Regions from separate parts of the Homo sapiens genome. Here region 2 is linked to region 1. A link is a loop called in an ENCODE intact Hi-C map of the cell type or tissue named here. Cell type or tissue: heart right ventricle. All regions are shown on one strand. Links, peaks and the distances in the headings refer to the core of each region. The heading gives the core; the rest is flanking DNA.

Region 1 (15,684 bases), core at 292-8,291:
TGCTTTCCTGCTGGGGGAAGGAGGCATTCCCCCTGGGTTGTTTTTCTCTTCTGGCCCCCACACACTGGCAGACCCGAAGGCAGGGTGCTCAGGAGCTGCAGAGCCTGGCAGGGTTTGCTGGACATGCTCAGGGACGGGCCATGGTGCTGGCTCTGCTTTCTAATCATGGTGTCAGTCCTTCACTTCCCTTGGAAATACCCAGAGATTTTATTTCCTGAAGATAGGACATGATGGGTGCTGTGAGATGGTATTTAAAGTACCTGTCTGCAAGGAAAACTTTAAAATAGGAAGTACTAAGGATAAGGTCCTATGGGATATTGGAATATTTTATAAAGCCACAATAGTTAAAGCACTTAGATGTGGACAGATGAGCAGAGAATAGAGGACTTTGAAACGGGCCAAATAAATATGGAAATTTAGTACAGGCTAGAGGTGTTTCCAATTAACGAGTAAAATGGATTATTCAGTAAAAGCAGTTGGCCCTCTGGAAAATAGTAAAGCCATGTATGTGCCTCACTCTTTATGCCAGTACATATTCCAGATTAAAGATTTCAATGTTACAATTATGAAAGTACTAGAGGAAAATATGGGTGAATTTTTTTTTTTTTTTTTTTTTGCCTATGATTCCAGGATTTTAAAAGTTTTAGATGCCCAGAGTTGTGGAGGTATGGAGAAGTGGACCTTCTCATACTGTTGGTGGGAATACACAATAATATAATTTGACCACGTAACAATTCTAGGCACATGCATGCTGTGACTACTTGCTAGGTGCATGAAGGCTCTTGCCAGGGGTGGTCATGGTTCGGTACCACTACATGGGGGTTTAGAGCAGGGACTGGAGGTTGGCCTTGCCTCCTCCCCTCCCCGCATGAGCTGAGGGTCCTTACCTGACCTTTTTGAGCTGTGACCAGAGTTTTTCCTCATGGGGTGGTTAGAAGGGTTGAATGAGAATGATGCCCATGCAGTGCCTTGGCTGGGGTCTGGGCCCTCTAACACCCACCTCATGGGTGTCACTGTTTTTTGAACAGCAGAACTGGAAAAGCCCAAAGATCCAGCAATAAAGGAGCAAGGCAAATAAAGCTGTTACCCTGCAGGATCAGTCAGCATGAGCCAGATTGTGCTGCAGTAACAAAGATCTCCAACAGCGCAGCGGCTACAGTTGGCACTGCTTATTTCTTGCTTGCACCTGTGGGCCACCGTGGCTGGGGCCTGTCAGACCTGTGCTGACGACAGCCTACCTGGACATATTTCTCCATGCTCACTGAGGCAGGGGAAAGGCCACAGCAGGCCACAAGTAATGTGTGTCACCCCACTTCCATTTCTGTGGCCAAAGGAAGCCACAGAGCCACACCTGAGTTCCATAGGACGGCAGCAGCTGATCATCCTATGGGCTGGGGTGCTCAGTATGGAGAAGTACAAGCAGCCACCCAGCGTGGGGCTGGTTGGTGCTGCTGAGGATGGGAGGATGGGAGGGGCCTGCATCCATCCCAGGGCAACATACCTGTTTGTCTGCTGGGGCTGCCTGACAAAGGACCGCAGGCTAGGGGACTTAAACAACAGACATTTCCTCATGATTCTGGAGCTAGAAGCCTGAGATCAAGGTGTGGGCAGGGTTGGTTTCTCCTGAGGCCTCGCTCCTTGGCCTGCAGATAGCCATCTTCTTGCCGTGTCCCTGTCTGTGTCTGTGTCCTAATCTCTCATAAGCTCACTAGTCTATTGGATCAGGGCCCACCCTCATGACCTCATTTAACCCTGAATTACCTCTTTAAAGACCCTGTCTTCAAATGTAAGTACTAGGGGTTAGGACTTGAACATAAAAATATTGAAGGGACATAGTTCTGCCCACAGCGGTGCCCGCGATAGGCTTCTCTGGTTTTGTCTTTGCTGTTCCTGGCAGCGCTATATTGGGCAGGCTTCTGTGGTCTCCACATGCCTGTGTGCAGAGTCCCCCAGGCCCTGGGTTCTGGGGCCCATACTGAGGAGTGGGGATGGCCAAGCCTTGGCTGTTGAGTAGGCAGTGCCCAGTTGTGCTGTATGGGATGCTGTTTCTCACTTAAGAAATCTTTCCCTACCTGGGGGGTACAAAGGCATTATCCTGTATTCCCAGGTTGTAACTTTCTGCCTTTGACATTCAACCTTGAGTCCACCTGTAAGTGTAACTGCGGCAGAAGGGAGGGGTCTGCTGTCATCCTTGATAGCCTGTGATGAGCAGAGCCCCTCTGCCGACCGCGATGCACATGTAATATGAGCAAGAAATAAATTTTTGATGTGCGAAGCCACTGAGTTTGGGGCTTGTGTTTTCCACAGCATAACCTATTATGTCCTGACCAACAGGGGATCCCATTTCACCTTTTTCCATAGGGCCTACCTCAGCATCAGCTGCTGGCTGCAGCAACTCACAGTCTGGCTGCAGCCACCCGTGAGCCATGCCTGGCCTACCCGCCTGCTCTCTGGTCTGATCTGTCCCTTACTAGTTATTCTAGCTTTTAAGTCTTGCTTATGTCATAGGGAAACCATCCATGTCCCCATTTTTCAAGTTGTCTTTGCAAGTTTTAAAACACATTGGATCACAAATGCAGAGGCAGCGAGGATGGTGTCATGGCCCTTGCCCAGCCCCAGCAGTGTTCACACTCTCCTGGTGCAGGCCTCGGGGGTGCCTTGTCGCTGGACAGCCTGGCCAAGCCTGCTCTCCAGGACAGCAGGGCCCGTTGCTCCCTTAGTTTTTCTTTGGGCTACATCATCTCTATTACAGGGACACGGTGGGTAGGGGCTGGCCAAGGAAGAGCCCAGGCCTGTGGGGTGTTCTCATTGGCCGGCTCCTTTCCTCCTGGCCTCAGGAACCACCCCCAGCACAGGGCTGGGGCCTGTGGATGATGGGTGCTCATGCACTTGCCACATTCTTCTGTGTCCCCATTGGTGGGGCTGCCAGCTGGGTGCACAGGACATCTGACTCCCCTGCCCCCTGCTGTGCCTGCGCTGCCCACCTCACCTCTGTGTCTGAGCACTGCAGGGGACTGGGGAGTGTTTGTGGGTTGTGGAGCCAGGGCTCTTTATTCACAGGCTGTGCATAGGGGGGGCCCTCAGTGAGGGGTCCACCTGCAGCACCCACAGGGCAGAGCGAGTGGGAGGCTGGCCTCTGTCCTCATTCGCATGTCTGTGGATGTGGGCAAGCACATTGCTGGCATGCATATGTAAGCATGTGCACAGCTGACTGCATGCAGCTGGGTGGTCGGGAGTTGATGAGACATACACCTGGCCACACCACCACCTGTGTGTGATAGGGGACCTCCCCTTTCCACCCAAGGTTGCCTCCGCCACAGGAGGAGCCACACAGGCAAGTCCCTGTCAGAAAGTGTCAGCCCCAGCTTGCTTAGGGACCCCTCCTCCAGCTCCGACCAAGTTTCCAGGGCACATCCCCATCCCCGAGGCCAGGGGCACCAGCCCCAGGGGATTGGTCCCCATCCTGCACCCTCTGTGAGTGTTGTCTCTCCCTGATGGGATCGGCAGCTGGCCTACATGAACCAGGCCTCTGAGCAGAGGCTGAACTGGTGCACGGGGATGTCACGCTTCCTGTAAAGCAGTGAGCTTTTCCGTGTGTTCACCCGGGTCAAAAAGGCCGGTCCCTCTGCTGGCTGGGTTCCTGCCTCTGCCCGTAAGTGCCTGGGGCAGGCTGGCTAACAATGTCCAAGTCAGGCTTCCTTCCTGCCATCTTGCCAGGCTCCTGGGACCCGCTCCTGGGGCGACGGACATCCCCAGCCACAGCGTGAGATGCCTGCTCACAGAGAGACCCCGCCTGCCCATCCTGCCTGCCTCTGCAGCCTGGTGGCTCCTCACGCTGGCATTTCCTCTTGGCTCAGCTGAGGCAGCCCGTGTCCCAGTGCAAAGGAGAAGTCTGACTTGCAGCCTCAGCGCCTGCCTGGCGCCCCTGCTGACTGTGGAGCTGGCCAGCAGGTCACTCCTCATGCCCCAGCCATGAGGCTTCCAGGCATCCCCAAGGAAGAAAACTAATCCATGTCCTTGTCTCCATGAGACCCACTCCCCCTGCCAGCGTGGTGGGTGGTTGGTGGCCACGAGGACCCAAAGTGCTGGCAGAGCACCCAGCAGGGACTGGCAGTGCCTCGGGGGAGAACAGGCTGCAGTGGGCTGTCTAGAGGAACTTGCTTGTCTCTGCTCGGGAACGAATCACGCCATTTGGGCGTGTCCCCAGCAAAAGTGACTGATCTCTGGGACCCTCCCTCACACGCAGCAGGGCCTATCTGGAAGGGGGCGGCACAGACCTGGTGGGGTTCAGCATGTAGGCACCGTGCTGGGCCCCACCTGGCTCACTGCAGGCCAGGAGTCCTGGGTGGGGCACTGTGGGTCTCAGTCTCTGGAGAAGTGCTGGTGGCCAGCCCTGGGGCACCTGGGCCACTGCCCCAGGTGAGGTGAGGTCAGTGCCGGCCCCTGGCCTGAGGCAGTGAATCTTGCTGGGGGGCAGCTATACCCTAGGGGAGCAGGGTGGAGGTGCTTTGCCAGAGCAGAAGGCCCCTGTGGCAGAGCAAATGACCATTTCTCTAGGATGGAGAACAGACTCAGACCCAGAAGGGAGATGGGTGGCTGTCCTTCGTCGGGGCCTACAGGACTGTAGCACTCTCATCTCCACTATGGAAATCGTGTCTATGGCTGGAATCTGAGTTCTGCTTTGCAGATTTGCCAGCTTACCAGTGCTCTGGGCAGCCGGGGCTCGGGTTCCCCTCCCTGCACTGAGCTGGTTCAGGGCTTTGTGGGCCTCAGGCCAAGTTGTCAGTCAGGGCCACTCCCTGAGACGGATATGCCTGATGCAGGCCTGGAGGTGCTTTCTTCTCCAAGGGAAGGAGTTCTTGGGGGGCATACCTTATTCCCCGCCACAGAGAGACTGACATCGGTCAGCCCTGGGAGGTGGGAAATTGCTGGGGTTGGGCTGTGCACTTGCTGCCCGGGGGGCGGTGCCTGGCTCCCCCTCGCCATCGGGCTGCTGGGCACCGGCCCTCCCTGCCTCCCTGCCTCACCGGAATTCTTCCTGGGATCTGCATCTTTGAAGCCGCTGCCTCCCTGCCCGCCTGGGCGCTTCCAAAGGCGGATACTGACAGAGGATTCAATGAATCGAAGGTCGCCAGTCGGGGCGTTGACAGATGCCCAGCCGTGATACTATTTCTGATTTAATAACCGAATGGGAGGCTGGCCCTCTGTAATAATTAGGGCTAATTACTGAGGAGGTGTTGACAGACGGGCTGAGAGGAAACAAACTACCTTTATCCCGTGGCTTAGAGTCAGATTACCAGCCCGGTGCTATCTGCCCCTCAGAAAGTAGACGCTTCAATCACTCAGCGAGGCTTCAAAGGGGAACAGGGCCTGACAATGCACGGGATTTGGAAAGGAGCTATGAAGTGCGCCTTTGACTCCGAATCGCCAAACGGAGCCCCATTCCAGAAATGGTTTCTTTGTGAAGTTTGAGTTAGTGCTGGTAGACCTGTTTCCCGTGCTCAGGACAGGGAGCTGGCTGCAGTGGGAGTGGGCAGGTGGGGGCCATGGCCAGGGCTGTGGCTGCTGTGTGGCCAGCTTGAGCTGCTTAGGTCCTTCCCAGGCCAGGTGACACTAGCAGAGTCCTGGTATCTCCAGTAGCTGGCCCTGGTAGCCGTGGGTCCAAACAGGGAGGTGCAGCATGTTTTCCTTGCCCAGGGAGGGTTTCTGGTCCTTTGTGGCCGTGAGTGGCAGGTAACAGGATAGGGACCTCACCATCTGAGCAGGCTCATCCCTTCCTGTTTGCAGCTAGAGTGCAGCTTTTCTGCAGCCCTCCCTGGCAGGTCTGGCCTCCCTTGAAGGGGGATGTGTCCTTGGCATTATTTATGGCAGGACCACCTCTTGGGGGCCTGGGCATTACTCACCAGGCTGCTCCCACCCCCGTCCTGGGCTGAGAGCCAAGGCCATGGAAGCAATCCTGGCCCCCGAGGCCTTGGTGGGCAGACATCAGTGACTGAGAAGGGTTGTTGGGGGCTAGTCTCTGACTGCCCCCACTGACTCCCCGCTGATCTCCCTGCATTTCAGAGATGGGGAAGGGTGTATCTAGACCTCAGTTTCCTGGTTTGAAGCAGCAGCACTGAGATGTGTGCCAGTGAACTGACTGGGATAGCCCAGGGCTCTGTGTCTGATGCAGCTTCTTGGAGTGGTGTGTGTGAGGCTTTTTGGGAGATCAGGGTCGCTGGCTGAGGCTGCAATGCAGCGGACAGTTCTGAGATTCTGGGCCTTACTGCTGCTGTCTTCCTCACCAGGAAGGCAGGGGATGACACTGAGGTCTCTGCTCAGGACAGGCCTGTCCAGGGAGTGCCTTTCTGGTTCCAGGTGTAGCCTGGGAGGTGCCTGATGAGCAGGAGGTGGGAGGGAGCCCATTCACCAGCCACCTGTGTGCCTGCCTCAGGCCTCATGGCCTTGGCTTCATGTTCTTGCTGGCCTGGAGGACCAGCCAATTCAACATCTTCATGCTAGAACGGCTGTGCTACTTCATAGAGAAATTAGGTGGGCTGGGCTGGTGAAGCGCAACAGTGGTTAGATCAGTGCTCTTTCTGTCCCCAGCTGGCTGGGGACACCTTCTGGAAGTAACGATGGTCATAAAAGTCATCAGCTCATTTGCTTAACCGAATAACTACTAGCTTGTACCAGGGGGCACTGTTGATGAATTTATATTAGGGCAAAAATAAGATAGTAAATTATTTGGAATGGGAAAAGCGTGTAAAAGTTGACATTAAGTCTGTTTTGTTTGTTTATTTTAGAGGCAGGTCTCTTTAGGCTAGGCTGCAGTGCAGTAGTGTGATCATAGCTCACTGCAGCCTTAACCTCCTGGGCTCAAGTGATCCTCTCCTCCTGCTTCAGCCACCAACATAGCTGGGACTATCATGGCGGGCACCACCATAACTGGCCGATTTTTTTAAATTATTTGTTTGTAGAGATGGGGGTCTTGCTATGTTGCCCAGGCTCATTAAGTCTGTTTAAGTCACCTTGAGTAGAGATAGAAATTGACTCCAAAGCCAGAAACAGGAATTGAAGTTTCATAATACATTAGTGTAAATTAAATACCATTAACTGTAACACAAGAAAAAATAGCACAAGAATCTTGTACAATATATTTTATTTGAAACATAACCTGTGAGACTGTGGCCAAGAGCAGTGGTTGAGTGTGAACCTTGTGCACGGACGCATTTCTGAGCCCTTTTTCCTGTCAGCATCTTGCTCTGCGCATGACTAATGGACTAGGATTGATGCATTGTTAGTGACCAAAGTCCAGGCTTCATCCAGGGTTCCTGAATTTGCCCTAATGTCCTTTTCTGTTGCAGAATCCCATCCAGAACCCCACACTGCGTTTGCTCTCCTGTCTCCCCAGGCTCCTCTGGCCAGGACAACTTCTTAGACTTTTCTTGTTGTTGATAACCTTAAGTTTTGAGGAGCACTGGTCAGGCTCTTGTAAAATGTTCCTCCACCGGGATTTGTTGTGTTCTTCTCACGATTAGACTGAGCTTAAGGGTTTTGGGAAGAAAAGCACAAAGGTTGAATGCCATTCCTGGATGGATTTTCTTTTTCTTTCTTTCTTTTTTTTTTTTTGAGACGGAGTTTCGCTTCTTCGCCTAGGCTGGAGTGCAATGGCACGATCTCGGCTCACTGCAATCTCTGCCTGTCGGGTTCAAGCGATTCTCCTGCCTCAGCCTCCCCAGTAGCTGGGATTACAGGCACGTGCCACCATGCCTGGCTAATTTTTGTATTTTTAGTAGGGTCGGCATTTCACCATGTTGGCCAGGCTGGCCTCGAACTCCTGACCTCAAGTGATCCACCCGCCTCGACCTCCCAAAGTGCTGGGATTACAGGTGTGAGCCATGCACCTGGCCCATTCCTGGATTTTCTATCATGTCAGTGGGACGTGTGGTCAGCATGACCTAGCCCTGCTGATGCTGAGCGTCATCACCTGGCGGAGGTGGTATCTGTCAGGTGTTTCTGCTGTAAAGTGGCTGTTTTTCTCTCCTTTCCGTACTCTCCTCTTAGGAAGGGAGTCACTGCATAACCCATATTTAAACGGTTGGGAGTTATCTACTCCTCCTTGATGGTAGAGTGTCTGCATAAAGTGGAATTCTTCTGTTTGGGAGATTTGTTTATTTAGTCATTTCTTTACCTCAGTGTGGACTCATGGGCATTTTATTACGACACTAGCTCCCCTCTCATCTACACTTTTGCTGAGGTTTCAGTTACCCATGGTCAATTGCAGTCTGAAAATAGGTGAGTACAATACAACAGGATATTGTAAGAGAGAGACCACATTCACATAACTTTTATCATAGTATACTTTTTTTTTTTTTGAGGCAAGATCTTGCTGTGTTGCCTAGGCTGAAGTGCAGTGGTGTGAGCATAGCTCACTGCAGTCTCAAACTCCACGGGCTCAAGTGATCCTACCACCTCAACCTCTTGAGTAGCTGGGACTACAGACATGTGCCAACACACCTGGCTTATTATTATTATTATTATTATTGTTATTATTATTATTATTGAGACGGAGTCTCTGTTGCCCAGGCTGGAGTGCAGTGGTACGATCTTGGCTCACTGCAACCTCCACCTCCTGGGTTCAGGTGATTCTCCTGTCTCAGCCTCCTGAGCAGGTGGGATTACAGGCACCTGCCACCACGCCTGGGCTAATTTTTGTAATTTTAGTAGAGACAGAGTTTCACCATGTTAGCCAGGCTGGTCTTGAACTCCTGACCTCAGGTGATCCGCTTGCCTCAGCCTCCCAAAGTGCTGGGATTACAGGTGTGAGCCATTGTGCCCTGCCCCAGCTAATTATTTTTTGTAGAGACAGGGTCTCCCTGTGTTGCCCAGGCTGGTCTTGAACTCCTGGGCTCAGTGATCCTCCTGCCTTGGCCTCCCAAAGTACTGGGATTAGAGGCATGAACCACTGTGCCTGTCTCTAATTTTTAAATTAAACTTTCCCGTAGGTATATATGTACACTGTAGGGAAAAACATGGTGTATATAGGGTTCAGAACTATTCATGGTTTTAGGCATCCACTGGGGGTCTTGAAAAGTATCCCTAGATACTTTTCATCATCATCATTCATCATCCCCCCTAGATAAGGTGGAACTACTGTATTATTGTTATTATCTTTATTATTGTGTGCGCTTACAGTGAGTCCTAACCCATGTCTGTGTCAACACCACCTCAATCAGGACACAGAAAACTTCTCATTCTCTCAAAACCCTGCCTTTTGCTGCCCTTTGGCAGTGATCCCCTCCCCCTCCTTCTGATCCATGACAGTCACTGGTCTGTCCTCTGTACCTATACTTTTGCCTTTTCCAGGATGCCATATAAATAGTGTGTAGCCTTTTACTCAGTTCTTTGGAGATTCACCCACGTTGTTGCATTTATCAATAGTTTGTTCCTTTCTGTTGCAGAATAGTATTCCATTCATCCATAGATGGTCATTTGGGTTATTTTCTGTTTTAGGAGATTATAGTTTTCACATTTCTGTTTTGGGTGGTTAGTTATAACTACTATAAACATTCATGTACAGGTTTTTGTTTGCATATAAGTTTTCACTTCTCTAGAATACATATCTAGGAGTAGAATTGTTGGGCAACATGTTAATGCATATTTAATTTTATAAGAAACTGGGCTGGGCACAGTGGTTCATGCCTGTAATCCCAGCACTTTGGGAGGCCAAGGCGGGTGGATCATGAGGTCAGGAGATCAAGACCATCCTGGCCAACATGGTGAAACCCTGTCTCTACAAAAATTAGCCGGGCGCGGTGGCAGGCGTCTGTAATCCAGCTACCCAGGAGGCTGAGACAGGAGAATCGCTTGAACCTGGGAGGCGGAGGTTGCAGTGAGCTGAGATTGTGCCACTGCACTCCATCCTGGCAACAGAGCGAGACTCTGTCTCAAAAAAAAAATAAAAATAAAAATAAAAAAATAAATAAATAAGAAACTGCCATACTCTTTTCCAGAGTGTGGGCACCATTTTGCATTTCACCAACAAGGTTCCAGTTGCCCCACAGTATTGCCAGCACTTGGTTTTGTTGGTTTTGACAGTTTTTTTCTGAATTTTAGCCACTCTAGTAGGTATGTAGTGGTATTTCATTATGGGCATAAGTTGCATTTCCCTAATGGCTATGATGTTGAGTTGCCTTTTGTGCTTATTTGCACATCTTTTTAGGTGGAGTGTTTGGCCAAATCTTTTATGCCTTTTTAATTGGATTGTTTAGTTGCTCTTGCATTTCCTTTAATGAGCACAAAAATAGATTGTGCAATTAAATTGCGTATGCAATAAACTGCACATATTTCAAGTGGACAGTTTGACAAGTGCGGCGTCTGTGACGCCATCCCCACGCTCAAGACAACCAACATACCCACTGTGCCTAAAGTATCTTCCTGCGTCTCTGCATGCCCCTCCCTTCTTCCTCCCTGCACCTCTCTTCTCCAGGTTCCCTTTAATCTGCTTTCTGTCACTGTAGGTCAGTTTGTATCTCCTAGAATTTTGCATAAATAGAATCACAGAATTTACTCTCTTTTTCTGGCTTCTTTCACCTGACATGATTATTTTGAGATTTATTCACATTAAAGCATGTATCAGTACTTCCTACTTTGTCATTGTCAAGGATGGATATATCCAGGTGTGGATATAGCTCTGTTTCTTCTGCTGTTGATGGGCATTTGGGTTGTCTCCAGTATGTGACTGGTTTTTAAAGAAATAGCCAAACTTTGTTCCCAAGGGGTTGTACCATTTTATAATCCCATCAGCAGCGTATGAGAGTTTCAATTACTTCATAAGCTTTCCAGCAACTGGAATGGTCAGTCTTTTCTGTTTTAGCCATTCTGATAAGTAGGTAATGGCATTTTATTGTGGTTTTAATTTACATTTTCCTAGCGACTAAAGATGTTGAGTATGTTTTCATGTCCTTATTTGCCATTTGCATATCTTCTTTGGTGAAGTGTTTGTTCAAATCTATTGCCCATTCTTAGTGGTTTTATTTTGTGAGTGTGTTTTCCTTGTGGATTTTGAAAATTATATATTTGGTATATAAATTATCTGCCATATACATCATTTGAAAATATTTTTCCCCATCTGTATAGATTGTCTTTTCATTTTCTTAATAATCTCTTTTCAGGCCGGGCGTGGTGGCTCACGCCTGTAATCCCAGCACTTTGGGAGGCCGAGGCGGGTGGATCACGAGGTCAGGAGATCAACACCATCCTGGCTAACACGGTGAGACCCCGTCTCTACTAAAAATACAAAAAATTAGCCGGGTGTGGTGGTGGGCGCCTGTAGTCCCAGCTACTCAGGAGGCTGAGGTGGGAGAATGGCGTGAACCCAGGAGGCAGAGCTTGCAGTGAGCCGAGATCGCGCCACTGCACTCCAGTCTGGGCAACAGAGCGAGACTCCATCTCAAAAAAAAAAAAAAAATCTCTTTTCAAGAGCAAAGGTTTCTAATTTTGTGGAAGGTGAATTTGTGTTTTTTATCTTATGGATTATGCTTTCTGAGGGTTTTTTTAAAAATCATGAATGGATGTTGAATTCTGCCCAGTGCCTTTTCTATATTAACTTATATGATCCTGTGGTTTTTCTTTAGTGTTAACATGAGAGTTTACATTGAATGATTTTTGAATATTGAATCAGCTTTGCATTCCTGAGATAAATGCCAGTTGGCTCCAGTGTATTCTTTTTCTACACTGTTGGATTAGATTTGCTGTTTTTCCCTCCCCAACTTGAGACTTAAGCAGCAAGATATTATTTTGTTTGAGGATTTGTATGTCTATATTCATGAAATATGTTTGTTTGTGGTTTTCTTCTCTTTCTACTAACTTTGTCTGGTTTTGGTATTGGGTTAGTGCTAGCCTCATCAAATTAGTTGGGAAATGTTCTCTCTTTTTCTGTTTTCTGGGAAAATAATTTGTAGAATAGTGTTATTTCTTCTTTAAATGTTTGGTAGAATTTGCCAGTAAAGTCATGTGGGCTGGAATTTTGATTTTTTTTTTTCCCCAAGGATTTAAACTAAAAATGTGATTCCTTTAATTGATACAGGACTATTCAGGTCTTCTCTTTCTTCACATAGTCTGTGTCTTCCAACTTTCATTTCAGCTAGGTTTATTTAGCTTGAATTTATTTGAGTTGTTCATAGTATCTCCTTATCCTTTTAATGTTTCTGGTGTCTGTAGTGATAACCCTTCTTTAATTATTATAATTTGTCTCTTCTCTTTTTATTGTTGTCAGTTCAGCTAGAGATTTATCAGTTTTATTGATCTTTTTAAAGAACCGACCTCTTGCTTTATTTTCTCATTTGTTTTACTATTCTTTAAAAATATTTATTTCTGCTCTAATCTTATTTCCTTCCTTGTGCTTGTTTTGGGCTTACTTTGTCCTCTTTTTCTGTTATCTTAAGGCATAAACCAGGTCATTGATTTGGAGACCTTTCTTCTTGTCGATGTAAGTATTTAATGCTGTAAATTTCCCTCTAAGCACTGTTTTAGCTGCATCCTACACGTTTTGATATGTGGTGTTTTCATTTGTATTTAGTTTAGATATTTTCTAATTTCCCTTGGGACTTCCTCTTGAACCCATTGATTATATAAAACAGTGTTGTTTAATTTCCAAATAGTTGGAGATTTTCATTATCTTGCTGTTATTGATTTCCAGTTTAATTCCATATGATCAGAGAGCATACTTTGTATACTTTGTTTTTTTACATTTTTTTTTTTATCGAGACAGAGTCTCGCTCTGTCGCCCAGGCTGGAGTGCAGTGGCGCGATCTTGACTCACTGCAACCTCCGCCAGCTGGGTTCAAGCAATTCTTCTGCCTCAGCCTCCTGGATAGCTGGGACTACAGGCGTGCGCTACTATGCCTGGCTAATTTTTTGTATTTTTAGGTGGGGTTTCACCATGCTGGCCAGGCTGGTCTTGAACCCCTGACCTCGTGATCTGCCTGCCTCGACCTCCCAAAGTGCTGGGATTACAGGCGTGAGGTTTTTTTTTTGTTTGTTTGTTTGTTTTTTTTTTTTTTTACATTTTTAAGGTTTCTTTTATGACCCAGGATATGGCCTATCTTGATGAGTGCTCCATGTGCATTTGAGAGGAATGTGTTTCTTCTACTGAGCGGCATGTTCTATAAATGTCAACTAGGTCAAGTAGGTAGATAGTATTAGTCAGGTCTTCTGTATGACTTCCTGACCACTTGTTCAGTCAGTTACTAAGGAGGAGTTTAAGTCTCCACCTATAATTATGTAGTTATCTATTTCTACTTTCAGTTCCATCAGTTTTTTCTTCATGCATTTTGAAGTTCTCTTATTAGCTCAGTATTTACAACTTTTGTGTCTTCTTTCTGAATCGATGCCATTTATCATTGTATCTTCTTCTTGTCCGTGATAATATTCCTCACTCTGAGGTCTACTTTGCCTGATATTAATATATCCACTGCAATTTATTATTTGTATAGCATATCTTTTTCACCTTTTTATTTTTTATAGCTTATAGTTGGGTCTTATAATTAGCATGTTGGGAGCATTTATGTTTATTGTAGTGATTGGTATGGTTATATTTAGGTCTACTATTTTGTTGTTTTCTCTTTTTCTTCTCTTCTTTTTTTTTCTTCTATCCCCTCTTTCCTGTCCTCTCTTGAATTATTTAGGTATTTTAAAACATTGTTTTGATTTTTTGTTGGAACTTTGGCAGTATCTCTTTGTGTTATGTTTTTAATGGTTGCTGCAGGGATGACAGTGTACATACTTAATTAACCCTTCACAGTCTTCTTAGAGTTAATATTTTTCCATTTCAAATAAAATATAGAAGGCTTACAACCACATAGGTCCCTTACCCTCCTCCATTATGTTATAACTGCCATATTGAAAACCTCAACAGATAATACAATTTTAACAATCATACATGTTTACTGAAGTGATAAAACCGCATTTTACCATTGCTCCTCCTACCTTCTTGAAGTTCCACATGTCTTTCTGGTATCATGTCTTTTGAACCTGAAGAACTTTAGCATTTCTTTTAGTGCAGATCTGTAGGCAAGAAATTCTCATTTGCCCTCATCTGGGAATCTTTATTTTGCCTTCATCCCCAAAGAATATTTTGCTAGATATAGAGTTGTTTTCTTTCAGTTCTTTAACAAAGATGTTCCACCCTTCTGGCCTCCATGGTTTCATTATTATTTTTCAGCAGTTTATGATGTTTCAATATTGTTTTCTTTGAATTTATCCTATGGTTCGTTTATGGTTCATCATGTTCTTAAACATATGTGCTTTTGTCTTTCTCTAAGTTTGTGAAATTTCAGGCATTATTTATTCAATTAATTTTTGGGTCCAAATCTGTTTCTCTCTTCTACTTCTCAGACTCCACTGCCCTTAATGTTAGACCTTTTACTATTATTCCACAAGTCCCTGCTATGCTAACCACTTATTTCAATCTTTTTTCTTTCTGATCTTATATTGAATAATTTCACTTACTCAATCTTTTATTTTATATTTATATTTATATTTATATTATTATTATTATTGTTTTTCTCTTTGAGACGGAGTCTCACTTTGTCGCCCCGGCTGGAGTGCCGTGGTATGATATCGGCTCACGGCAACCTCCGCCTCCCAGTTTCAAGCAATTCTCCTGCCTCAGCCTCCCAAGTAACTGGGATTACAGGCGCCCGCCACCATGCCTGGCTAATTTTTGTATTTTTTTAGTAGAGTCAGGGTTTCACCATGTTGGCCAGGCTAGTCTCGAACTCCTGACCTCAAGTGATCCACCTGCCTCAGCCTCCCAAAGTGTTGGGATTACAGGTGTGAACTACCGCGTCCGGCCTATTTTATTTTATTTTAGAGACAGGGTCTTGCTCTGTTGCCTAGGCTGGAGTACGGTGGCACGATCATAGCTCACTGCAGCCTTGAACTCCTCAAGCCATCCTCCGTCTTGGCCTCCCAAAGTGCAGAGATTACAGATGTAAGCCACCACGCCTGGCCCACTTTATGTCACTCTGTCATCTCCCATTCCATTATTGATTTTTTTCAGATATTATTCAGTTCTGAAATTCGTATTTGTTTGGTTTTTTAAAAAATAATTTCTATTTCTCTGCTGAGAGGTCTTTTCCCTCCATTCAGTTCAAGGATGTTTATTTTTGCCTCATGCAGCATAATCATAAAGCTGCTTTAAAATTTTTACCAGATATTTCCAACATCTGAATCTTCTCAAGGTTGGCATCTGTAAATTGGCTTTTTCCTTGAGAGTTGGTCTCATTTTCCGGGTTCTTTGTATGCTGAATAATTTTGGATGATATCCTAGACATATCCTGGGTTGAATAGTGTGTGAGGTCCTCCAGAGAGAGCTGAGTTTGGCGCTAGCAGGCAGTCAACCCAGTTAGATTTGCACAAGCTCCATCTCGCCCTCCGTGGGCTGTGGTTTTAATCTCATTTTTATTTTCAGAGCTTTTGACATGCTGCTTTGGTTCTGTCTCGCACATCAGCCACCCAGGGCTCAGCCTGAGACTTGAGTGTTGGTTTACTTCCCTTCTTACAGCTGGTGCTGCTTTGGGTCTGCCCTGTGTATACACAGCTCAGGGGTGAGCTTGAGGCTTCTGTGTATTTATTCACAGAATTGGGGAACTTTTTTTAGCTCTCCCCACTCTGTAGTTTCCCCCCTTGCCATCTTGC
Region 2 (15,684 bases), core at 3,717-11,716, 49 kb before region 1:
GTGGCAGAGACAGCAAACATTTGTGGCAAAATCAGGAGGGTGTGTTGCTGTATCCCTAGCAATGAGCTAGGAGGCCCGGAGAGCAGCCTGGCCCCCATCCTGCAGCTGCAGGGCCCATTCCTGGAGAAGGGTTGGCCTTCAGGGCCAGGAAGGCCCTGACGTGCAGGGGCCCAGCTGCCCACAGAGGGGATGCATTGGCCTCACTCTGCCAGTGCCTGCACAGCCCAGCAGGAAGCATCTAGCCCATGCACAGCCACCTCTGGGAGCAGGGGGCAAAGGGCACCACACAATGGGCTCTCGCCCAGTTACACCCTTGCATTTAGGGCAGGATATGCAAAGCAGCAGAGTTCTGTTTATATTTGCAGTAACTCATAACTTCATATCTTTTTTTTTTTTTTGTGATGGAGTCTTGCTCTGTTGCCCAGGCTGGAGTGCAGTGACACGATCTTGGCTCACTGCAAGCTCCACCTCCTGGGTTTACACCATTCTCCTGTCTCGGCCTCCCCAGCAGCTGGGACTACAGGCGCACATCGCCATGCTCAGCTAATTTTTTGTATTTTTAGTAGAGATGGGGTTTCACCATGTTAGCCAGGATGGTCTCGATCTCCTGACCTCGTGATCTGCCTGCTTCGGCCTCCCAAAGTGCTGGGATTACAGGCGTGAGCCACCGCACCTGGCCATAACTTCATATCTTAAACAAAAGCTTGTACCTTTCACTGCATATAGCAAGTCCAAAAAGAGTTTGGTTTCGCCATTTTGGAAGTGCACTTCCGTGTAGAGATGTGTATGTGGTGCCTATGTGTGTGTGCATGTGTGGAAGTGCGTGCATACCGTGGTGCCTGTTTCCCAAGTGTTGCCGGCCCTGAGCGGGGCTGGGAATGCATCTCTGCAATCCTGCTTGGCTGGGGGTCCCAGGGTCCCCCTTCGCTGTCCTCACATGCTGAGTGAGGCATGTAACCACCTTGTGCTCAGCCGGCCAACAGAGCTCTGTCTGCTCACCCTAATCCTGACAGTGGTGCGGTTCTGTCCCCAGCCACAGTGAGGAAGCTGCATGCCAGATGCTTCCCGCAGGGCACCTGCAGAATGATTCCAAGGGATACACCGTGTTTTGAAATGGAATTATATCATTAGTACCTGCTGGGATTAGCAATGACATTGGGCTTATCCGTCCTTACATCACCTCCTCTTGTTCAAAGACTGAAGGGTAATGTGGGAGCCCACCCACGTGCAGCTGCCCCGCTGGGAGTTCTTGTTCGTGTTAGGTTCTGTGCCCGTTTGCATGTGTGTGCATGCATGTGTCTACATGAGTGTGTGCATATGTATATATGAATGAATGTACCCATGCGAGTATGTGCGTGTGTGTGTACATTTGTGCCCGTGTAAGAGTATGTGCATGCAGGTGTGTGGCATGTGTGCACATACAAGTGTGCGTGAGTACATGTGCATGCAAAACACATGTGGAGTGTGGGGTTGAACAATAGAGGGTTTTCACTACAAGAGCAAATATTTCCAATGACTGCTGGTCGCAGTGTCCTGTGCTGCCTCCCTTGTCCCTGGGGTCCTTCAGTCCCCTCTCTGGGGAGCTGGCCCTCCTGGCCCTGCGCCTAGCTGTGATAGGGTTGGATGTGCCTCTGGCACATGGAAGGGCCCAGCCTTCTGTGGTCTTGAGAGTGCTTTGCTCAGATGATGTCTTCCCTTGCGGTCTGGTGGCCTCCCCATCCTGCCAAGCATCTCCCAGCTTCCACCCTAGCCCAGGAGGCCCCGGGGGGAGAGAAGGAAAGCCATGTGCTGCTCTGGTGGATGTTTCTCCATGCCTCCGGGTGCCTTCCAGGGGACAGGTACCACTTGTCACTGACACACACGCCCTTCACCACCAGGCGATTTGCTGATTCACAACATGCTTGACAGTGTAGCCTTGGAAAGTGGGCTTTGTCCCCTGGGGCAAGCTGTTTGAACAGTAACCTTGGAGCCCACGAGCTGACCAAGGGCCTGGGCAAAGGCTGCGGGGTTCTGCTCTGACTGCACTTGGTCAATAAGGGCCTCAGCTTTACATGTGCTCTCTCTCTGTTTCTCTAACAGGTTGGTGGTCGGGGCCAGCTGTATCCTTTGCAAGCGTGCAGGTGGCCGTCCTGGGAACTGGACACTCCTTCCCTTGAGTCCCTCCCTGCCACCCGCCCTTCCGGCAGGCTCTTTGCTGCCTCAGATCGGCACTTACTGGGCCTCTCGGCGTGGAGGATCTACTGTGCCTGGGGACAGTTTGAGGCTGACCTCTGGCCAGGGATTCCTGGAGGCTCTTCCTGAGCTGGGACAGCTGGACATGGCCATGAGGCAGCTGGGCTGTCCTCCCTCAAGAGCAGCCCCAGCCTGGACCCATTGCTTCAGAAGGGACAATTAGACAGGGAGGGTCAGGAGAGGAGCTGCAGGAGGGCCTGGGGTCAAGGGGACATCTGAGGGAGATGAAAGTCCCTGGCCGGGCGCGGTGGCTCATGCCTGTAGTCCCAGCTACTTGGGAGGCTGAGGCAGGGGAACCGCTTGAACCTGGGAGGCAGACGTTGCTGTGAGCTGAGATCATGCCACTGCACTCCAGCCTAGGCAACAGAATGAGACTCCATCTCAAAAAAAAAAAAAAAAAAAAAAGCCCCAAGCCGCTGGCTGAGAGCACAGGTGGAAGAAAGCAGCTGCCTGGCATCTCCCGTGGCTGAGGTCCTCCCTGAACCAGCCACTCCTCTCCATCCCAACTGGAATCCACCAGGATGCAGGCCTCGCCCTGGAGCCGGGATGGACAGCACATGGGAGCAGAGGCCAGAGGCCGGCCTAGTCCGTGGGTGCTGCTTGGCGGCTCCTTGCTAACCCCAGCCTGTGCACTTGAGATGTGGAGGTGGGGGTCTTGAGTTGGGAGCCTCCTCCAGGGCCAGCCATGGATGGGTGGGGTGTGGGCTGTGGCACAGGGCCCTGGGGTGTTGTCCCATCATTTCCAAAATTGGGATCTACAGTGCTCCTTAGCTGGCACCCCACAGATGTGGCCCTGGAGTGTGCTGGCTTCCTCACCGGGATTGGGCTGGACACCACCATCATGATGCGCAGCATCCCCCTCCGCGGCTTCGACCAGGTAGTGCTGGAGGCCCCAGCTCCCGCCCCTGTGGCTCTGAGGCCTTCCTCCCACAGCCCCCTCCCAGGCAGGTGCAGTGCAGTCATGGGCCACGAGTGATGCCTGAATCTTTAGAGATAACCCTTGAATTGGATGAGGAGGTTGTCCAGGAAATATGCAGACACTCGGCCGGAGCGAGGGAGGAGGGTGGCAGTGGGGCGCACAGCTGCACAGAGGCCTCCAGCCGACCACAGGCACAGTGAAGGGAGGCTCAGCCCAGCCTTGTGCCGGCAGAGCAGGTCACCCTCCGGGTCGTCCCATTAGTAAGAGGCCGGTGTGTGCTGCAGAAGTGTTAGCCCCACCTCAGAGACCCCCAACTCCCTGCTCTCCCCTTGCCTGTCCCCTCTGAGGGAGTGGGGGTGAAATAAGCTGTAATGTGTGAGCTGGGGTGAGGGACACAGGGCAGCGCTGGCTCCGAGACAGCCCGTGGGATCTTGGCTTCTGGACAGGTGCGCTGTGTACAGTGGCCTTCATCTGTGTCTGGGGTACACACACTCATGTGGCCAGCAGGACGAGCTCCTAGATTGGAGCAATAGAGATTTTCTTTTTTTAGCTAAAAACTCTTCAAGGGAAAGTCTCCTGTTAAAATAGAAGTCTGGAGTTGTCATTGTGGAGATGTCAAACACTCCATGACTGCCACGAAGGAGGCCCCTTGCAGGGTGAGCTGTGCAGATCTGCAGGCCCTGCTACAGGTCCTCGGCCGACCCTCAGCTCACAGAGCCTGAGGAGGTCACCTGAGGTGGGAGGAGCCAGGCCTGTCATCTCCAGACTCCCAGTGCCACCCCCAGGCTGACTCAGAGACGTGTCCCTCCACCCGTGTGGCCATGTGTTGTTCCATCCTAAAGCTATGGCACACTCCCATCATGTCCCTCAGTGCAAACCCACCGAGCCCTGTGGTAGGGACGCAGTGTCTAGGAAGGCCTCAGAGCCTTCAGATGTGGGGAGGGTGAGCTGGCAGTGGACGGAGGAGGAAAGGGGCCTGCAGAATGGGGGCCGTGCCCAGGCAAGGAGGATGCACAGTCTAGGCAGCCAGGCTGAGGGGCGAGGGACCCTGTGTCCTGGACAGGCTCCATGGTTCTCCCTCAGAGCCTGGGATGGCCATGCCCTCCAGGCCTCTGGAGGGGTGCAGGAGTGATGAACAGCCTGTGCGGCAGCCCCTCTGCAGCACAGCCAGCCCTGCCCGGCGGGCCAGACTCCCACACACGCCATCTAGAGCCAGCTGGCACACCCGCACAGGTGTCAGAGGATGTTAGCAGTGACTGTTTTTCTCCTCTTGAAACCAGAAGCTGTGGCCAGCTTCACTGCTGGTCCGTGCAAGTCCCCATTGTCCTGGGAACAGGGCCCCCATCTGTAGCTGGACTTGGGGCGCACAGGCCTCCTGGGCCGGGAGGGAGAAGCAGGACTCTCTCTGTCCCTGATCTGGACCTGAGCCTGCTGTGCCTACATTTCTAGGCGGGAGCAGAGTCTCCTACCTACCCTCCTGGCTCCTGGATGGCAGAGGGGCATGTTGGCCACATGTGGAGGGGTGGGCCAGGAGCAGGGGCCATCTTGTTGGACCAGGGCACAGCTCCTGGGGGAAGGCACGCTTCTCTGCCATTGGTTTTAGTGAAGACTAAGTTTTTTGTTTTTGTTTTTTAAAGAAATGTGTAGATGTACCAGGATTTGGTTGTTTTTCTTTTTTTTCTTTCTTTTTTTTTGGTTTGAGACAGAGTCTCACTCTGTCACCCAGGCTGGAGTGCAGTGGCACAATCTCGGCTCACTGCAAGCTCCACCTCCCGGGTTCACGCCATTCTCCTGCCTCAGCCTCCCAGTTAGCTGGAACTACAGGTACCTGCCACCACGCCTGGCTAATTTTTTGTGTTTTTTAGTAGAGACAGTGTTTCACCGTGTTAGCCAGGATGATCTCTATCTCCTGACCTCGTGATCCGCCCGCCTCAGCTTCTCAAAGTGCTGGGATCACAGGTGTGAGCCATCGCACCCGGCCTTGCTTATTTTTTCTTTTAGAGATAGAGTCTCACTCTGTCGCCCAGGCTGGAGTGCAGTGGTGTGATCACAGTTCATTGCAGCCTCAAACTCCTGGGCTTGAGGGATTCTCCCACTTCAGCCTCCCAAAAGGTTGGGATTACAGGTGTGACCGTATCTGGCTGATGAAGACTTAGTTAATTAGCATCTAGAGAGGAGCCCACAGGCTGAGTGAATCCTGACCATAGGGCCCAGGGTTGAGGACTTGGAGCCAGGACAGGGGCTAGACACTCCACAGAGAGCAAGAGGACGTAGAGCAGGGGGCAGGGTGTCTCACCCCGTCTTCCGCACAGACCCCTCTCCGCCCTTCATTGAGGCCTTCGAGAGCAGGGCAGGGCCAGAGCCTCTCTCCCACGGCCACCTGGTCTTCATGGCCTGTCTTCTTGTGCTTTGCAGCAAATGTCCTCCATGGTCATAGAGCACATGGCATCTCATGGCACCCGGTTCCTGAGGGGCTGTGCCCCCTCGCGGGTCAGGAGGCTCCCTGATGGCCAGCTGCAGGTCACCTGGGAGGACAGCACCACCGGCAAGGAGGACACGGGCACCTTTGACACCGTCCTGTGGGCCATAGGTAAGGGCACGTCGAGCCACACGCTCTGTCTCTGGTCTCCCCGAGGTGCATGGAGAATCTTTGCCCCACTTCCTGTCACCTCCCAGGGCTCCCCCATCCTGCTGGCTGCCAGGCGGGTTGGCCGCTCCCCAGTGCACCTCGAGAGCAACCGTGAAGGCCTGTGGGGCGGCACTCACACTAGGCTGTGCCCATCTTGCCATCCCCAGCACCTTGCATCTCTGCGTGTCTCCCCACCACCGTGGGACATGCTGGAAAAAACCAGAGAAGAGACTGAGACGGCATCAGCCAGGTGTCCTCATCGAGGATCAACTAGGCAATCATCCTCGCCTTCCCTGGCCCTTGAGCAATTGCTTATTAAGGTTTCAGCACATAAATCCTACTTGTCACCTTCCAGGTTTAAGTCTTGGTATGTTTCTTTTCTTTTTTTTTTTTTTTTTGAGATGGAGTCTCGCTCTGTCGCCCAGGCTGGAGTGCAGTGGCAACCTCCGCCTCCCGGGTTCAAGCGATTCTCCTGCCTCAGCCTCCTGGGTAGCTGGGGCTACAGGCGCCCACCACTACACCTGACTAATTTTTGTATTTTTAGTAGAGACGGGGTTTCACCATGTAGGCCAGGATGGTCTCAATCTCCTGACCTTGTGATCCACCTGCCTTGGCCTCCCAAAGTACTGAGATTACAGGTGTGAGCCACCGCACCTGGCCAGTATGTATTTTTTCTTTAGCATATTAAATGTTTTGCTGCTTCAGGCTTTCCAGCTAGGTTTTTTTCTTTTTTTGCGTGTGAAACAGGGTCTCTCTCTGTTGCCTAGGAGGAGTGTGGTGGTGTGATCATAGCTCACTGCAGCCTCCACCTCCCAGGCTCAATCAATCTTCCCATCTCAGCCTTCTAAGTGCTGGGATTACAGGTTTGAGCTACTGTGCCCAGCCAAGCTAGTTTGTTGTTTTTAACATAAAAATGATATGGATTTGAAAGTTTTAAAAATTATGGTGACATACACATAACATCAAATTCATCATCTTAAGCATTTTAAAGTATATAGTTCAGTGGTGTTAAGTACGTTCATATTGTACAAGCAGCATGACCATCCATCTCTAGAACTTTTCCATTATCTCCAAACTGAGCTCTGTCCCCATTAAACACTCACTCCCTGCTGCCCGGGCACTCACCCTTCACTGTGTGTCTCTATGGATCTGACTCCTCGAGGGACTTCATGTAAGTAGAATCATGCAGTGTTTGTCCTTTTGTGACTGGCTCATTTCTCTTAGCACAATGTTTTCAGGGTGCATCCATGTTGCAGCATTTGTTAGAGTTAGCATTTGTGTAGCATGTGCCAGCATTTCCTTCCTGTTGAAGGCTGAGTTGTATGTGTGTCCATTATCTGTCAGTGGACACTTAGGTTGCTTCCGTCTTTTGGCTGTTGTGGATCATGCTGCTGTGAACATGGGTGTGCACAAGCCGCCTGTTTTCAGCACATAAAAATGACACAGAGTTTTTAAAGTTCTGTCCAGCCTTCTCGTGGCTTTCAGTGTTTCCCAGTGGGTCCCTTTGGGCCTGGCAGGTCATCACATGCCAGGAGTGGCATTTTGCAGGCCTTTCCAGAAGTCACATTTCGAAGGCTTCCAAAGACATCACCCTTCCAGTGCTGGGCAGAGGCCTGGGCGTTTCCCGGCCAGGCGTGGGCTGGCTACAACTTGCTGGGCACAGTCTGGTCTCACCTTCTTGCTCTCTGTCAGGTGTAGGTCCGGTTTTGCATGGGGCAGTGGCCGAGCAGGTGTGGGGAGTGTGGACACAGCCAGGGGATACCTGTGCCCAGGCCTGGGCCGGGGCTGTCTGACGGGACTGGCAAGGGGCAGCTGGAGCCAACAGGGATCGCCCAGACACTGCTCTGTCCCAGGCCTGCTGCAGAGGAGGCCATTGCAGATGGGCCGCCGCAAGGAGGGCTGCGGGTCCTCGTCAGGGTGGGTGGCGGCACACACAGCATGCCTGCTCAGATGTCCTACCCACCTCGGTGCCTGGCCGTCTAGTTTAGGCTCCTAGTTTTCCCAATCACCCTGTCAACTTGCATGTTGAAGGCGGGAGCAACCTAGTCAGTGTTGTTAGTTCTCCGAGGCCTTTCTGTGCTGAGCCTGGTCCGTTGTCCCCTGCGAGAGCCCAAGATCAGAGCCAGGGTCCCTCTCAGATCACCTGCCTCCACCTCCATCAGCTAACCGGGCTTGCGTGGGGCTGGCCAGGGGTCAGTGTCTCCTGGGGGAGGGCTCCCAGAGGCACAAGCTGTGTCATAGGGTGATGCACTTCTGAAGCAGTCACTCGGAATGGGAAATCAGAAAGGAAACCAGCCTGGAGCGGCTGAGGCTTCACTTTTGTGCAGTGGACACAAGCGCAGAGGTGATGACCGGGGAGGACCTGAGATGCCTGAGCGCACGCAGGGCTCTTGGCCCGGAGGTGATCAGTCAGCAAGAGCAATGTTCTCAGCCACGTTGTAAAAGTAGATTTTAAGTAAGTTTATTATGATAAACACTACGAAGGATTAGGTAACATTTTGGACTCTGGAGTGTACTGATGGTTCTCATCCTAAACTCCACTTTATTTTTCTTTCAAAATTTATCCTCCTACTGTCATTCCCAAATAAACTCCACTCTAAAGGGGAGGTGGCGAGTTTCTCCCTCCCACCGCGCCCTAGCCCTCCTCCTCTGTCTGCTGACACCTCCGTTCACCCACAGCATAAGGGAGCTGTTGCCATTGAACCGAGGGGCAGCCCTCGACCAAGCCCATAGGGATGTAGCAGACCAATGGGCCGGGGGCTGTGTCCCCGGAAAGCCGGGGCGTCAGCCTGGCAGGCAACAAGCGAGGCCCCTCCCTACTCAGCAGAGCTGCCGTGGCCTGCACGCCCATCCTCCCTTGCTAGGAGTCTGTTTTATTTTTTTGTACTTTCAAAATGAGCATCCCCCAGACAGTCTGCCTGGCATGATTGATGCTGGGGGTGGAAGCTTTTCACAGTCCTTGGCCTCTGACCCTGCTTCCCGAGGGCGGCGCGGCTTCTGCGCGCCTGCTGGGGGCCGCTCGGGCATGTGCTGACTTCGCTGCTGCTCAGAGCCAGGTTTTGTAAACATTCAGGAGCCACTTCCCAGGTCAGCAACTGCGAGCGTTTTCTGCTGGTTTGTACGATAAGCCTTTAACCAAGCTTTATTTCTACTTGCAATAAAGGATGATCCACTCTGGGAGGTTAAAATAAAGCGCCCTAGGGGCGGCACAGCTGGCAATGCCAACATCTCCGACTCTGCTTCCTGTACCGGGTGTGCACTACGTCCGCACAAGCTGGGCTCCGACAGGAAGGGGGGATGCCTCCGTGCCCGGTGCACACACACACAGAAGGGGCCCAGGTGCTGCACAGAGCTCCCGTGTGGGGCCGAGTGCTGGCCCTGCCCGTTGCCCGTGTGCCTGGCGCCTGGCCGCAGCTGGCGAGGACCATGGACATTGGCATTGCGAAGTGGGCCCTGCAGTCTGGAAGCAGAGGAGGACCAGAGCCCCTTCCTCGACGCAGCCTTGATCTCCACGTGGTGGATTAAACATATTAGCAGTTAAAGCAGTTAATTGCTGTGCAGGGGGCCCCCGCTCATTGTTTGTCTCTGAATCACCCGCCCACACCAGGTGTCTCAGATAATAGACTGGGAACTTCAGTGAGGAGGATTTCCTGTCTGCAGATGTGCCGATTACAGCGCTGAGTGAAGACAGTCAGCCAGCACTGCTGCGGGCTCGAATTCGCCCGCTGAGTTAACCAGTTGTGGCCTGAATCCCTGGCTGTCTAGGGGAGCAGGGCCAGGCTGGGGCATCCTGAGCAAACGCCTCCCAGTGCAGGGGCTTCTAAGTGCAGTTAAGTTTAGATTTGGTTTTAAAGAAGGGACAGACTGCCTCTGGACTGCAGCCCTGAAAAACTGGAAGTTGAGATCTTCATGTGCCCCTTTGGCGTCCCCAGCCCCTCTGGATGGTTCTCTGTCCCTCTCTTGAGGGTGAGATGCTGAAGGCTCTGGCGTATCCCTCCCTGCACCACAGGAGTCCTGCCCATGGCCAGAAGAGCCAGCAGACACAGGAGGGGACTCGCTAAACCTGGGGGTCCCACAGCCAGGCAGCTGTTGTGCCTGAGTGCCAGGGAGGGTGGCCACAGGTCTGCCTGGGGCCTTGTGATATGGCAGGTGAGACGAGACCCAGGGAAGGAATCCGTCTGGATCTTACCCCAGCCACTGAAGCTATTTCCTCTTTGGGCTTTATCTTAGATAACTCAGAGATGTCCACCTGTGTGTAAACCAGCATCAGAGCCTGAAACACAACATGCATGGAGCATGGGAGCTTGGCTTCCCGGCTTCCTCTTGGCACCACACAGAGGCCACCCCCACAGCCTGCCCCTGTATAGTCTCCCCCACGTGGCACGTGTGCCTGGACCACAGCCAGAGAGACTGGGGTGCCCAGGAGATGATGATGGGGGCTGGCGGTGCCCAGGAGGGGAGCTGTTGCCAGGGTGGGCTGCAGCCCTGGGCTCCTCTCTCCACCCAGGCACTGTTTGCTGGCATGTACACGGCAGGCAACTGTCTTTGCTCAGCTGTGCTCGGCTGATGGCTCCCGTACACCGCAGACTCAGCTACACAAGTCCCTGCGGATTGTCCCTCTGTTGAGTGCCAGGCAGCAGGAAAGGGCAGAAAGCAAGAACCAAGCTGGGGATGGGTGGGAGCATCCTAAGCCTGGTGAGAGGGAAGGGGCGGCTCCTCCTGGATGCCCTCTGTGCTGGTGTGGGTGCAGCTGGGGCTTAGGGGCCGCGGTGGGTGTGGATGCTGCCCGGGCGAGGGGGCTGCGGTGGGCCCATCAGGACTGCTCTCAGGGATGCGCCTTGCTGCAGCTGCGTGAAACCAAGTTTGTGGCTATGCTCTTCCCGGTGGGGATGGGCCCAGCAGTGACCCTGGCATCCACATGCCTCCATGCTCTCAGGGTGGAGTGGCCATCCCTGAGCAGGTGACACGGATCGGAGGCCCCTCTTTGATAGTCTAACACCTTTTTATTTTAGTGCAAATTTAGTTTGTAATTAATGACATCAAGAGAGACCCAAATCTGCCTCCATTGTGAGTTTGATATTTTTTGAAGTGGGGCCAAGATGAACATTCATGGAGCTCTTCCTATGAGCGGTGGCTGCGGCCTTCCCCTCCACACCACGTGGCCCCGGGCGTGCGCTGCTGCTCCTGAGACAGCACTGTTGGCTCAGCCCTAGCTCATGGTGGTGCTAACACCTCACAGAGGCCAGGCCAGAGTAGCAGGAGGCAGCGCCCTGTGCTTACCCACCAGCCTGGTGCCCCACGCTTGGCTTGAGGGCTAGTTCACACTTATGTCCAGAGCCCACAGCTATCTGACAGGCCAGCCGGCACCTGCATACATGGTTGTCCAACTGGGTCTTGTTACCATGACAAATTCAGTACTTAATGATTAGAACTGAGTGGAAACCAATTAAAAAAAAAAGAACAACATGGTGAAAAGTCTTCTAGAGATAGGTCAGCACCATTTATGCATATTACCATGCACCCTCTAATGTCTGCAGGTGCCCTGGGGCAGCCAACCTGTTACAATTGCAATTATGTTAACAATTGTTAAAGGGCCGGGTGAGGTGGCTCATGCCTGTAATCCCAACACTTTGGAATGCCAAGGTGGGAGGATCATTTGAGCCCAGGAGTTCAAGACCAGCCTGAGCAACAGAGTGAAACCTCTTTTCAAATAATTAATAATAATAATAATAATAATAATTGTTTTTTGTTTGTTTTTGAGACGGTGTCTAGCTCTGTTGCCCAGGTTGGAGTGCAGGAGCGCGATCTGGCTCACCGCAACCTCCACCTCCCGAATTCAAGCGATTCTCCTGCCTCAGCCTTCCAAGTAGCTGGGATTACAGGCACCCGCCACCGCGCCCAGCTAATTTTTGTATTTTTAGTAGAGACAGGGTTTCACTGTGTTAGCCAGGCTGGTCTCGAACTCCTGACGTCATGATCCGCCCGCCTCAGCCTCCCAAAGTGTTGGGATTACAGGCGTGAGCCACTGCACCCGGTCTAATAATAACTGTTAAAGCAATAATGACCACTCGCCACAGAGCACGCTCCTTCCTGGGGGTCCTCTGGGCCTGAGCTGGGGGCTGCGCCGTACTCCAAGGCTGACTGTGGGGTCTTACACATCATAATGCACATAGGCAGCTTGAGTAGGAAAGGCCCTTATGCTGCCTGAGGGGAAGCTCACCCCCACCCCCCAAGGAGCCGCCCTGGGTATGAGACATCCCTGGAACGGCCTAGGGGTCCCTGGTGGCTGCTGGCAGTCACAGCAAGTGGCCAATCAGGTCCCATTGAGGCCCAGGGGCTCACTCATTTATTCAACTAACATGGCGTCTCGATGGGACCTGAGGCCAGCAGGGCAGGTGCGTCCCCTTCCCCCTGGTGGGCTCATAGCTGCGGGTAGGGGCCCGGGGCTCATTGAGAAGGTGCGATTCCAGAAAAAAAAAAAAAAAGAAGATAAATATTTTAAAATAATAAGCTTCAAGAATCTAAGTCCAGTTCCAAAGGCATACGCTCCTCTGTGCCTGGTCCAAGGTGCCTCACTGGGGCAAGTGGCAGGCCAGGCCCCGTGAGGGTGGCTGGCTCTGGGGGCCACATGCCTCATGAGACAGTCGCCAGGTGGCCCACAGGGCCTGTGTGTGAAGCCGTGCCCGCCTCGCATCGCCCACCGGCCCTGGAGCCTCCCACTCCCACACCCTCGTCCTCAGGCGCAGTGCTTGGCCCTGGCTGCCTCTGTCTGGATCACAGCCACTGGCTCACCCTGCTGTACTCCTGCTGGCACTTACCTCTCACCTGGGGCGCTGCCTCCTTGCTCTTCTCTTGGGAAAATGTGTCCCAGGCGGGCGTGAAATCAGAGGGCATGCCTGTTCTTCCCATCATGGATGAGAGAGGCGCATGATACTGCATGCGGCTGGCCGTCCCCGTGTCCCTGTGTCCATCAGAATAGATGGGAGTGACCCATGGTGACTGTGTGGGTGGTTTTTGGGCTTCAGCCTTCTCTGGTCCCTCCTTGGGGCCAGGCTGGCTGGACAAGCATGGTGGCTGCCCTCCATCTCCTGGGCCATTGACAGCAGCTGGTGGGGCTCTCATTGTGATCAGAGGAGGGCTGCCCTGCACGGCTGTTCCTAGCACTGGCCACACATGGAGATGGGCTGTCCTGCGTCAGGGGTGCTGCACTGCTGGGCCTGGGGCTGGAGGCAGCTCCGGGCTGCAGAGATGCTCAGCCCAGTGCTTCCTGAGTGTCAGTGTTGTGGGCCAGCCACACATATACATAGGAAGTGAGCACGTCCATTTGTACCTGGAATTACTATTTTTTTGGCAGAAGGACAAACTTTGTTGGGCCCATCAGCCCCAATTCTGAACCAAGTCCAGTGGGCAGCAATGAGACCCACTTTGCTACCAGCAGAGACATCTCTGCAGTGGCAGGTTCGCCAACGTGCCAGTGGTTGCCATCTCTGAAGGGACGTTCCTTGGGGCTTGCGGCCATACTCTGCACCATGGTCAGCAGCTCTTCTTTGCCTTATATGTAGTGGGCATGGCCTGCCTTCAGGATGGCTGGTCAGTTCGGCCACCTCTGGCTCCCACATTGACCACAGCTCTGTTGGCTGAGATGATCCTCTTGGAGGGCAGCTTCATGTAAGTCTTCCTGGTTTCCGGGCTAGGGGAGGTGACTGCGGTGTAGTTCTCAAAGGCCCAGGCTAACAAGTTCCAGTCTCAGCCTCTCCTCCAGGCAGCGCTTGATGGTACAGGTGTGGTGCCTGCAGGGAGGACGCTGCCGACGTCCAGCTGGGCCCTCTTGCTACAGTACACAAACAGAAATTGGCCCGTGTGGAGGCCCTTGGTGGTGATGGACAGCTCTGTCTGCTGCTTAAACTGGTGTGGATCCTGGAGACCATCTCAGCAGGGGCATGTCCTTCAAGGTGCCCTTGATGTAGCTGTGCCGCTCAGCTAAGTCCACAGCATGCAGGCCTATGAGCCCTCCTGCTTCATGTGCACAAGGAACACAGAGCTGGTGCCCTTCCTCTGCCCACGAATCCCGTGGCCCACGACTGCTCATGAATACAGCCTGAAGAGCTGTACCTGGAATTTTAATGCCCTTGTCGTTTGCAGAAAATATGCCAGAGTGTCATGTATCCATTACGTAATAAGCTCTTACAAAGAAGGAACATGGTGAAGATGCCTATAAATGGATGAGAAAAGGCAGGAACTGGTAATTTACAAAAGAGGAAATACAGTTCATAAACACGTGGCCAAAAATTACTTCATCTTACTAGTCATCAAAGAAGTGCAAATTAAAGCAGCATGACAGAGAGTGCTGTGCGCCGCCTGCCCCAGGAAGGAACAGAGTCTAAGGACTGCCCTGCGCCCAGAAGCCCCCACTCAGCTGGCCGCCCTTCCTTTGAGGGTCTGCCCCAGGAACTCAACTGACACATGGCAAGCTGGTGCCCCAGGTCTCCATCCTGGTGGTGTCTAGGAAGCAGAGCCTTGAGAGTGCCTGTCCTACCCCAGGAGGGGCCATTCAGCAGCACTTGGCAAATGCTGCACTGGGCACTCCAGAGCCAAGGCTTCGAGGACGGAGCTGCAGGGAGCACAGAGCCGCCCCATGGGGAGGCCTGCAGTGGGCCACAGGCACAGCTGGGAAAGCTCTGAGCACAACATGCAGGGCGAAAGACACCGGTGCAGGCACCCTTCTTTCCCTAAATGGCCTGAATAGTGCACATTTATCCTGGCATAGGAGGGAAATGGTCGGGAGCTGACCAGGCACAACTGCTTTATCCTGGCATAGGAGGGAAATGGTGGGGAGCTGACTGGGCACAGCCACCTGCATCCTGCTGCTCACAGCATTCGGGCCCCAGTGGGTCCCCACCTTGGCACAAGTCGTCCAACCTCCTGCAGGGCTCCAGGCCTGAGCCAGTAGGGCCTAGGACGCCTGATTGGCTGTCCAGCACCAGCAGGGAGATCTGGCCCTTCTCTGGCCACTGCCCAGTCCTTTGCTCAGCAAGACCCATAGTGGGGCTCAGGGCCTGGTGTCCTGCCATCAGGGCTGGCCACGGCTAGGGACGTGGCCCCACCCAAGTGGAGCTGGCCTCTTCCCTGCACCCACTCCCAGCCACGTCCCACCAGCCCAGCTTCTAACCCCACTGTGCCCTCGGCTGCCCTCCTCAGGGCTGAGCCTGCTGCCTGCCACAGGCCACTCACTCTTCTTTTGCTGTTCATTCCCGAAGGGCTGTGGAGTCCCTGCAGGGCCAGGCGTGTCTGTGCCGCGCAGCCCACTCTCCCCTGGCCATCCAGCCTGTCCAGCTGTCATGCCTTTCACATTAGTGGCTCCATTACATTCCCACCGACTTCCCAGAGTGATCCACAGAGCATGTGCGGAAGAGTCCTGGCTTTGGATGGGCCACCTATTTCCATGCCTCTTTTATCTCTTGTGACTACTTTTAAATTTATCTTTATTTCCTTCGGGACCTGGGGACAGGGTTTGGTCAGCACCTGCAAGGTCTGTAGTTGCCATAGTGCCATAGTTACCATGAGGAACATGATGAGTGCTCTTGGCTTCCCAGGACCAGCCAGGCAAGCGTGCAGAGGAGAGTGTGGGTGCAGCGTCAGATGTTCTGTTCCGGCACGGAGCAGGCACCAGGAAGTGCTGGGCCTGGTGGGCTGGACACCAGGTTGGAGAGGGACCAGACGGCTGAGCGTGAGCCCCCGGCCTGCAGGGACCACAGCCCCTCCTTCGTGCCCCAGCCCTGCCCATGGGGCCCAGCTCCTTCCTCTGATGTGGGCTGGCATCCCCTGTGTCTGGGCTGATCCCCGACCGGTGCCAGCCCTCCCGGCACCCAATTCCTGCGGCTGAGCAGAGCACAGAGGCTGGAGC

What was found. A loop is a pair of places that touch in the nucleus more often than their neighbours do. Peaks named below come from ENCODE experiments on the same cell type or tissue, not always from the same donor. Only the 100,000 strongest peaks of a DNase experiment are listed, where the experiment ranks them.
Region 2: a loop joins it to region 1, with 5 times the contacts of the local background. A loop is called at or near these places in 25 of 110 quality-filtered maps.

What each region holds. Positions count from the first base shown.
Region 1 is chr22:19,832,737-19,848,420 of GRCh38, reverse strand. All of the region lies in intron 2 of GNB1L (G protein subunit beta 1 like), which reads left to right. It overlaps RTL10 (retrotransposon Gag like 10), which reads left to right. Exons shown (of 3, transcript NM_024627.6): 3 at 1-2,275. Among named protein-coding and RNA genes, the nearest start is that of GNB1L, 14 kb to the left of the region's middle. RefSeq lists enhancers at 2,873-3,385, 3,386-3,898, 3,899-4,412. In heart right ventricle, for the core only: no CTCF peak of the experiment used is centred there; a DNase peak (open chromatin) is centred at 3,799; H3K27ac peaks cover 1,684 bases.
Region 2 is chr22:19,885,464-19,901,147 of GRCh38, reverse strand. It overlaps TXNRD2 (thioredoxin reductase 2), which reads left to right. Exons shown (of 18, transcript NM_006440.5): 9 at 2,080-2,099; 10 at 3,018-3,109; 11 at 5,567-5,741. It also overlaps the pseudogene RPL8P5. Among named protein-coding and RNA genes, the nearest start is that of RTL10, 38 kb to the right of the region's middle. RefSeq lists enhancers at 4,303-4,941, 8,558-9,066, 9,067-9,574, 9,575-10,083, 10,084-10,592 and silencers at 8,053-8,257, 8,424-8,833. In heart right ventricle, for the core only: no CTCF peak of the experiment used is centred there; no DNase peak of the experiment used is centred there.